Regions from separate parts of the Homo sapiens genome. Here region 2 is linked to region 1. A link is a contact called in ENCODE Hi-C or POLR2A ChIA-PET data. All regions are on one chromosome and are shown on one strand. Each heading gives the region's core, a stretch centred on a gene start or an enhancer-like site at or near the end of the contact. The rest is flanking DNA. Distances are from core to core; before and after follow the strand shown.

Region 1 (4,370 bases), core at 366-2,865:
GCAGACAGAAATGGCCACGTCAGCTCCTGTGGGCAGTTGGGGGCAGGTAGGAACAGGTGTGGCAGGCAGGGGTGGCATGAGTGCAGGCAAGAGGCAGGGGCGCAGTGAGCTGGGGAGCAGCTGGGGGTGAGTGAGCTGGAGGAGGGCTGCGTGGTGGGGGCTGCAGCCATCAGTCCCCACCTGGAGGCGGCCCAGAGGGAGCCTGGCCCTGGTCTGGTGCCCAGCTGGGCACAATGTCACCCATCTCTCACCAGCCCTGGCAAGGAGGCGCTATAGCTCACCTCTAGGTGAAAAAACCAAGGCTTGGCAGGGTTAAGCATCCCACCCAAATTCTTATGGCACCAGAGTGGCCAGGCAAGGATCTCAGACTGACCCAAGTTCATGGTCATTCCCTGAATTCTCACTGGCTGGCACTGCCAGGTAAGAGGGAGAGAGGCACAGGCCAGCAGACCCTGTACAGGGGCCCCTCCAGTGTGGGCCCTAGAGATGCCAACCAGGAGTGACATCTGTCATAGACCAGGTCCAGGGCACAATGCAGCCTGCATAAATGGGACACAATCCCCACAGTCCCAGTGCCTCAGACCTAAAGAGACCCAGCAACAAACTGCAGTGAGTGGAGCCCTGGAGCCACCATTTCTTCATTCATCTTCCAATCCCAGGGCTCTGGAGCCCGACAGCCTAGGGGTGAGTCTGGCTCTTCTGTTTACTAGCCATGTGCCCTTGAAGAAGCTGTTTAACCTCTCTGGGGCTCAGTTTCCTCATCTGTAAAATGGGATAACAACAGGAACTATCTCTTAGCATTGACATGCAGGTCAGTTTTATGCATGTAAAGTGCCCAGTACAGTGCCTGCTGTTCCGTAGCCTTCCATAAGTAGAAGCGATTGTTATGATTAATTATCAGTAGCTGGGCCGTGTTGGGCCTGCAGATACAGGGATGAATGAGATGATCCAGGCTCACCAGGTGTCCCACAGCCTGGCGTGGGAGACAGGAGAAGACAATGTCTGTACATGCAGTCTGACAGTCCTGTGAAAGGGAGGCCAGGGCATGGTGAGCCCGGAGGAGCAGCCAGGCCAGCTGGGGGTGGTAGCAGGGAGAAGGTTTCAGGAAAACTCCTCCCCCAGATACCAGGGACTTGGACAAGCTGGGGTTGTCCCACAGAAGGGAGGATTTTGAGGTGATAGGCCCAGCATGGGCAAAGGCGGGAGGGAACTTAGGTTCAGCGAACCGAAGGAAGTTCCCTGTGGCTCAGGCCTCGTCCCACCCTGCGGGGAGGCTCAGGAGGAGATGGCTAAGACAGAAACCAGGTGAGAAAGACCAAGGAGGCTTGGGAAGAAGCCAGGTGTGCTCCCACCTCTTACCTGAGCTCCCGGTGCTGGCCCGGGCCTCCCCGGCCCCACTGGCCTCCACGCCTGGTGCCTGTGGCTGGTTCCGAGTGGGCGCCCTTCTGTCCAACGCACTGGCCGAGCTCTCCAGGGAGCTGCTGCTGGAGCTCGGCGCTGTGATCAGCAGGTGCTGCTGCTCGGGGCCCTGTGTACCCCGGGCCTTATCGGCAGGCAAGTGAGGCTGGATGGGCAGGGGGTGGTAGGGGAGAGCAGTCAGCCCACCAGCCAGCTCTTTCTTCCCCTCTTCCTTCCCACTGCCATCCACACCTCCTGCCATCAGCACTTCTCAGTTTACGTGACGTTTCTGCCCACCCTTGCACGTTCTTTCCACACACGGCACTTTTTGGGAGGTGTGATTCTCCGTGGTTTCTGTGTTTCTGTTATTAGCACCCAGCTGCTCTACTAGAGTGTCCTATGAGGGCAGAGAATACCTGGCCCTGTTCACCAAATAGTCTTAGAGGTGGGGCAGGATTTTCATCCTTATTTTGCATAAGGGAGTAGAAGGAAAGCAGCTTTCCTTCACCCCATCTGCACAGGGAGACATGGCCCAGCCTAGCAACCAAGAGTGTGGACTCTAAACCCAGGCCACACAAGTGCAAATCATGACTCTACCACTCACTTGCTGTGTGACCTTGGACAAGTTACTTAACCTCTCTGTGCCTTTTTTTTTTTTTTTACTCTATAAAGGGAGAATAATAGCCTACCTCATAGGGTTGTTGTGAAGATTAGATGGCTGAATATTTGTAAAGTGCTTAAAACAATGCCTATTACATAGTAAACTCCATACAAGAGTTTGTTAAATCAGAACTAGGCAAATGATTGCCCAGAGGCCCAGTACAGCCTGCCACTAAGAATGGTTTTCACTTTTTTTTTTTTTTTTTTTTTTTGAGACAGGGTCTCACCCTGTTGCTCAGGCAGGAGTGGAGTGGCACAATCATAGCTGACTATAGCCCTCGATTTTCCAGGCTCAAGTGATCCTCCTGCCTCAACCTCCTGAGTAGCTGAGACCACAGGCACGTGTCACTGCTCCTGGCTAATTTTTTTGTTGTCGATTGTTTGTAGAGACAGGGTTGTGCTATGTTACCCAGGCTGGTCTTGTACTCCTGGGCTCAAGCCATCCTCCTACCCTGGCCTCCCAAAGTGCTGGGATACCAGGCGTGCACCACCACACCCCACTGGTTTTCATGTTTTAAATGGTTGAAAAAAAAATGTTTAAGAATAATTTGTGGCCAGGCTTGGTGGCTCATGCCTGTAATCCCAACACTTTGGGAGGCTGAGGCAGGCGGATCACCTGAGGAAGGGAGTTGGGGACCAGCCTGACCAACATGGCAAAACCCCGTCTCTACTAAAAATACAAAATTAGCTGGCGTGGTGGCTCATGCCTGTAATCCCAGCTACTCAGGAGGCTGAGGCAGGAGAATCGCTTGAACCTGGGAGGCAGAGGTTGTGGTGAGGCGAGATCGAGCCACTGCACTCCAGGCTGGGCAACAAGAGTGAAACTCCATCTCAAAAAAAAAGAATAATTTGCGGCACATGGAATGGTGGGAAGCTCAAGTTTGGGTGTCCAGTAGCACAATTAGATAGGAACACACCACTCTCAGTTGGGTGTGTGCTGTCTATGCATGTAGCTGCTTTCTTGCTACAGAGGCAGGTTTGAGTAGCTGTCACTGAGACCATACAGTCCACAAAGCCTGAAATTCCTACCATCTGGCCCTTTACAGAGAAAGCGTGCAGACCTTTGCGCTCAGTCAATCATTCCGGGGCAGAGAGCGCTCACGTCTGAGACCCTCTGCTGCACTGCCTCAGCCTCTTGTTCCAGAGTCCGCCCACAGGCTGCTCTGCAACTTCCCCTGATGTCTTCTTCCCGTAGAATAATAATAATATTATTAGCTGACATTTGAGTGCCACCCAATGCCATGCACTGTACCTACATCCCTCCAGACAATATCTATATTGATTCTTCCAACAACCCAGTGTTATCCTTGCTTTGTGGAAACTGAGGCACGGAGAGATTGAGTTACTTGCCCAAGGTCACGGTTAGGACATACTGTGGCTGGGCTAAATCCCAAAGGGCCTTTCCTGGGTGTCTGGGGTTTCAACTCTGGAGGCTCAAGGCAAGGTCCCCATTTCCAGACACGCACACTGAAGAGAGGCTGGAAATTCCTCTCCCAGGCTGTTGTCTGTTCCCACTGGCTGGCCAGGCGCTCACACCCTTGCCTTGGAATTCTAAGCGATTGTTTTCTGATCCCAGCAAAAAAGGAGATGGCACAGGCCACATTCCCAACAGCTGCCCTGGCCCCTGGCCTGCCCAGGATGAAAACAAGTGTCCCAGGCAGAAAGAAGGAGGGTAGAGATGAGTGAAGGGCTGATGGGGCTCGCCAGCACTGCAGCGGGAGGTGAGAGCAGGGGTGGAGCGAGCAGCGCAGGTGCCACCGCCCCCCAAGAAAGGCTGAGACCTCCTGCCTCCCTCCAGAGGGAGCTACAATTCCAGATGTGGTCTGAGAACAGATGCGAGTACCAGGGTCCTCTCTGTCCAATCCCTGCAGCCCCCGGCTCCCATGGCTTCTCGGACACCTGAGCGCCACCTGCACCCTTAATTCCCCAAGGCCACAGCCTCTCACTCAGGACTGGAGGGATCTCGTGCAAGCCATCCCCAAGAGGCCACGGAGGCCCAGAGAAAGTGCATCCTGTGCCCAGCATCACACAGCTGGTCCGTGGCAGGAGCAGAAGCCTAGACCAGCTTCCCCAGGAACCCCCACACCCTCCCTGGGCTGGGTCCCCCAGTTTTGGAGAGATGGAGGGCATTGCAAGTTCATGCTGAACCTCCGCCCAGGTGGTCTGACCCTGGTCACTGCCCACAACTGCCCCCCAGCCCTGCTCTGAGCCTGGAAGGGGAGGAGAAGCAGCCAATTGTCACTCCTCACAACCCCACAAAAGGGGTTTTTCTGGCCTGTGCCCCACCCCCTCTGCTGGTGGCTACAGCCAGG
Region 2 (4,370 bases), core at 696-3,195, 250 kb before region 1:
ACAGGAAAAGAGAGAAGTGGCAGGACTCCGTAGTGTGATGGAGAAGTTTTATATTCTTCCAAGTACAGATGCTCCTTGACTTATGATGGGATTACGTCCGGGTAAGCCCATTTTTAAGTTGAAAAGGCTTTAAGTAAAAATGAATTTCATACACCTAACATATCTAAACATGCCCGGAACACTTACATTAGCTGACAGCTGGGCGAAGTCATCTGGCAGCAGGGCCCACTGTAGAGTATTTGTTCCCTCTTCATGATCACGTGGCTAACTAGGAGCTGCGGCTGCCCTAGTGCCCAGCACTGCGACAGAATCGGATCACATGTCACCAGCCCAGGAAGATCAAAACTCAAAATCTGAAGTACAGTTTCTACTGAATGCATATAGCTTTTACGTCATCGTCAAGTCAAAAAATTGTAAGTTAAACCACCACAAGTCAGAGACTATACAAGGTTGTACAGCTGCAAACCTCAGCTACCAGCACAGCTCTAATTCTAATCAGCATTGTCTGCAATAAGCTATGTCTGAACTCATAAATTTGGAAAACCCAACTATCTATTGTGCCTCTAAGTAAGGCTGCCATGAACTTTGTGGGAGTTGCCACGATGTAGTCAAACAAGCAGGAGCAAAGGAATCAAATCTTACCCTGACAGTTACCAAACACGCATGCTGGTGGAAGAGGCTTAATTTCTCTGAACCTCAGTTTATCCATCTGCTAAAATCACATACTTTCTACTGTAAGGGATTGCTCTTTTTTTTTGCTGGCTGAGTCTCAGTCTGTTACCCAGGCTGGAGTGCAGTGGTGCGATCACAGCTCACTGCAACCTCCACCTCCTGGGTTCAAGCGGTTCTCATGCCTCAGCCTCCCGTAGCAGGGATTACAGTTGTGTGCCACCACGCCTGGCTAATTTTTGTATTTTTAGTAGAGACAGGGTCTCACCGTGTTGGCCAGGTTGGTCTTGAACTCCTGGCTTCATGTGATCTGCCTACCTCGGCCCCACGAGGTGCTAGGATTACAGGCATAAGCCACCGAGCCTGGCCTGCAAAGGACTGTTTTGAAGAGTTAAGAGAATAATTAATGCAAAATGTTTGGTGTAGCATTTGGCCAACACTTTTTACAAGTTTCTTAGAAGTAGTATGGGACTTTCAATTTCAGAGTCATTTTCAACTCTGCTGGTATACTACTAGGAAAACCATCTTTGAGTCATGTAAGACCTAAGTCACTTCAAAACGAAAGTCTTCACCACTGACTTCCGTTTCATACTGTCAAAATATCCACAGTTAAAAAGTATTCTGAGTGTGAGTTTTGCCTTGATGTTGAAGAACCCTTTTGTGATACTCATAAACAGAGAAGAGTTAAAGGAAAATGTGACCTGAAAAGCAGTGAATATCTATTGTTGATAAAAGGCAAACCAAACAGCTAGTCCTCACTCAGCCAAATCACGAAAGGGTGGGGAGGCTGGGAAGAGGCATTTAAAAAAAAAAAAAAGGCACGGAACAAGTTGAGGTTTGGCAAGAAGGAAGCATTTCTGGATTCCAGATTTCTATCCACTAGAAGAGGAGTGCTTTTGTCTGTTTTCAGTTCTACTTGGTTATGGATTATGTATAGCCCTTAAGGCAAAGAGAAAAAAAGGGGAGGAATCCAGAAAGGGGACCCTGAATAAAAACAATACAGGCATTTTAAAGTTGGGACTGACATCCTAATTCCAGTAATATGCCTAAGCCAATGACCTTGCTTTTTTTTTTTTCCTGGTCTCTGGAGATCTAAAAGCCCTCCTACCCTAAGATGCACACCATGTTGCTATTTCACGGATAAACACTTATCAGGCAACAGACACTCCTTTTTCAGTTAAGAAACAAAGTTATCTAAAGCCACCCAGAATTATCTCAGCACCCAAGGTTGAAACACATGCAAGGAAGTCAGGCCTCAGGACTGTCCTGCTGTCTTAACTAACCCAAGACACACGCCTGCTGAACTGGCAAGTTTCTCTTGCTATTCTGCAACTCTGACCCAGTTGTGAACTCAGATGCTGTTTCAGATTAATCTGGAAGCTCAGAGTGGTTTGAAGCATTCCCATAATAGGATTTTGCTTTTTCCTTAAAAAGGATTGGTGGAGTATGCTATAAAGTAAAAACCGCAGAAATAAGCAGGATGTACACAGGTAGAATCAAGACAACTGATCTTCAACATAGAGAAGTCGGGGCTTAGTCAAATCCTATTTTCCCTATAGTTTTTCTACATTGATTATAAAGAATTATGAAGGAAGGATGAATCCTGAAGCCCAGCTGTGGATGGAATTGTGTCCTGCCTTTCAGCTCTTCATCAGCTAGGACCCAGTGTAGGACTTTTTGGCAGAAGGGGGGTATGCTTATGTTGAAAATGCCAGACCCCTACTTGTCTGTTGCTGAAACCCCATGAAGCATGCAGAGGGAAGCCTGAAGACAGGTTTCCATACAGTTAGCACTGGCCATGGGGAATATGCCTTCCCACCCCATGAGAGCTCCTGTTTTGCCATTCTAACAAGGTTTTTGCATAAATAGCTTGTGCCTCAGTACTGAACCAGGAGATAGATTATAATGCAGGAAAAAAAATTCCCTCTATGGCGGTCACACCATAAAGCCTGATTTGGCAGATAACTTATTTCAACTCCAAGAAAACACACAGGCTCTCAAAAGCAGAGTCCTGATGCCAACTCTTGTCATTAGTATCAGCTGGGTGAACATGAGCAAAAGACACACTCTCTTTAGAATCAGTGTCTTCATCTACAAAACAGGGAGAACACCACCCATGGAGTTACCCACGGCGACCTTGGTTACGAAAGCACTTGGAAAAAAACACAAATCAAAGGGTTATTACTGGAAATCCTATCCTTTCTTCCAATGAGTGCTCTCCGGTTCCCTCCTCTTTCTCCCCCACTGAATCTTGCATGTCTCATCCTAAACTATGGAAATCACCTCATGCCCATTCTGGAACAAAGGAAAGCATAAATATGTCAATTAAAATCGCAAAATACAGAACTTTAGAAATGAAACCGAACATTCCTCAACAGAAAAGAAGCTCAAGATGATCTCCTTCCTAGTCACAAGACCTCCATTCTTACAAAGTACTTTGTATTTATTTCAAATGAATAAATATATTCACTTTAATGCCAAAGGCTTAGAAGAAAGGAGGCTGATGACATCAGAGAGAATAATCATAGATGCTGGGCACCAGTATAAGCTGAGCTTCTTGTGGCAAAAGTAAAATAGGTTTCAAGGGTTTGGAATAAGTTTTTTGAGGTTTTTAGAAAGAAATCCGTTCCCAACTATTTCTTTAAATAAATTAAGTTTTAGATGAGTGTGTGGCAGAGTAGGTAAGGGCAAACTTCCAAGTACTGAAGACCACAGTGGAACTTCTGGAATCATAAGCATCAGCCAACAACGTTCGTCATGTGCCAGCCACTGTCTTTGGGGCCTCTCATCAATGAAATATTTAACTAGCTTAATCCTCACAACAATCCTGTGAGGTAGTATTATTATGCTCATTTTACAGATAAAGCTGGAAAGACCATGAGCATTTCCAGCAAAAGTCTGCTAAGTATCTATGTGTGATACTGGGTAACCTAGAGAGGTAACCCAACCATGACTTTTGCTATTGTCTTCGTAGAAAAATTCCTTCCTAAATGCCAGTGAAAATTATACAGAGATATCAGGCATATCTCTTTTCTCTCCCAAGTAGCAGAACTGACAAAGGAAGGCAGCTGACAAAAGTATATTAAAAAATTTCTGAAAAATTACATGCAAATATCTGGACAAGGAAGAGGAGTCAGGCTCCAGTGTTCTTTCTTGATCCATATCCGTAACTCAGACACCTGGCCCACTTCCATCACCCAGACCTTTCCGGAGGCCACGTGGCCTAGAATCTACTTCTTTTCCCAAAGCTACTACTCTGACAATCTGAAACAGGTCCCAAAGAAATAGGAGGCTTGGTACATGTCCGTTATGTGGATCACATCACACCACACCAGCTTACATTACTAGTATGTACCATTTATACTAGGAAGAAAGATGGAGGCCAGACTGGGGTGGAGATTGGGACCAGTGATTTCAAGAGGTGCTGCCTATGGAGGAGAGGTCTCCTCTTCCACCCCAGCTTCTTATAGGAGAATGATTTCCTGAAGGACGTAGAACACCAAAGCTAAAACATTTGCTAAGTTAGAGCTGGTCTGGTCAAGCAAACTAACTCCAAAAGAAGCTACTGCTCTGGAAAGGCCTGTTTCATGTACCAGTAATGGACATATATGGAGATACAAATATAGGGGGATATGGAAAGAAAGAGGACTATGGAGAGAAAGAGGACTATAGAGAGAAAGCAGGCAAAACCAACCATGCTC

What was found. Hi-C counts contacts between places; a loop is a spot of excess contacts on that map. ChIA-PET counts read pairs that join two places held with the same protein, here RNA polymerase II (POLR2A). Pooled maps may share reads with other maps.
Region 2: a pooled map shows a loop between it and region 1 (3-fold over the local background). The contact joins two enhancer-like sites. A Hi-C loop is called at or near these places in 1 of 37 single-sample maps with no recorded cell type and 4 of 50 pooled maps. POLR2A ChIA-PET finds 5 or more read pairs at or near these places in 1 of 52 experiments (GM10248).

Annotation. Positions count from the first base shown.
Region 1 is chr1:12,199,161-12,203,530 of GRCh38, reverse strand. It overlaps TNFRSF1B (TNF receptor superfamily member 1B), which reads right to left. Exons shown (of 10, transcript NM_001066.3): 9 at 1,360-1,564. Among named protein-coding and RNA genes, the nearest start is that of MIR4632, 9.6 kb to the right of the region's middle. RefSeq lists enhancers at 907-1,440, 1,473-1,522, 1,441-1,975 and a silencer at 1,514-1,712. Within about 2 kb of position 1,615, at least 3 of the 41 ENCODE cell types and tissues checked have a DNase peak (open chromatin) inside an H3K27ac peak, as active enhancers do.
Region 2 is chr1:12,446,511-12,450,880 of GRCh38, reverse strand. The region is part of intron 65 of VPS13D (vacuolar protein sorting 13 homolog D); the gene reads right to left. Among named protein-coding and RNA genes, the nearest start is that of SNORA59A, 59 kb to the left of the region's middle. Within about 2 kb of position 1,945, at least 17 of the 41 ENCODE cell types and tissues checked have a DNase peak (open chromatin) inside an H3K27ac peak, as active enhancers do.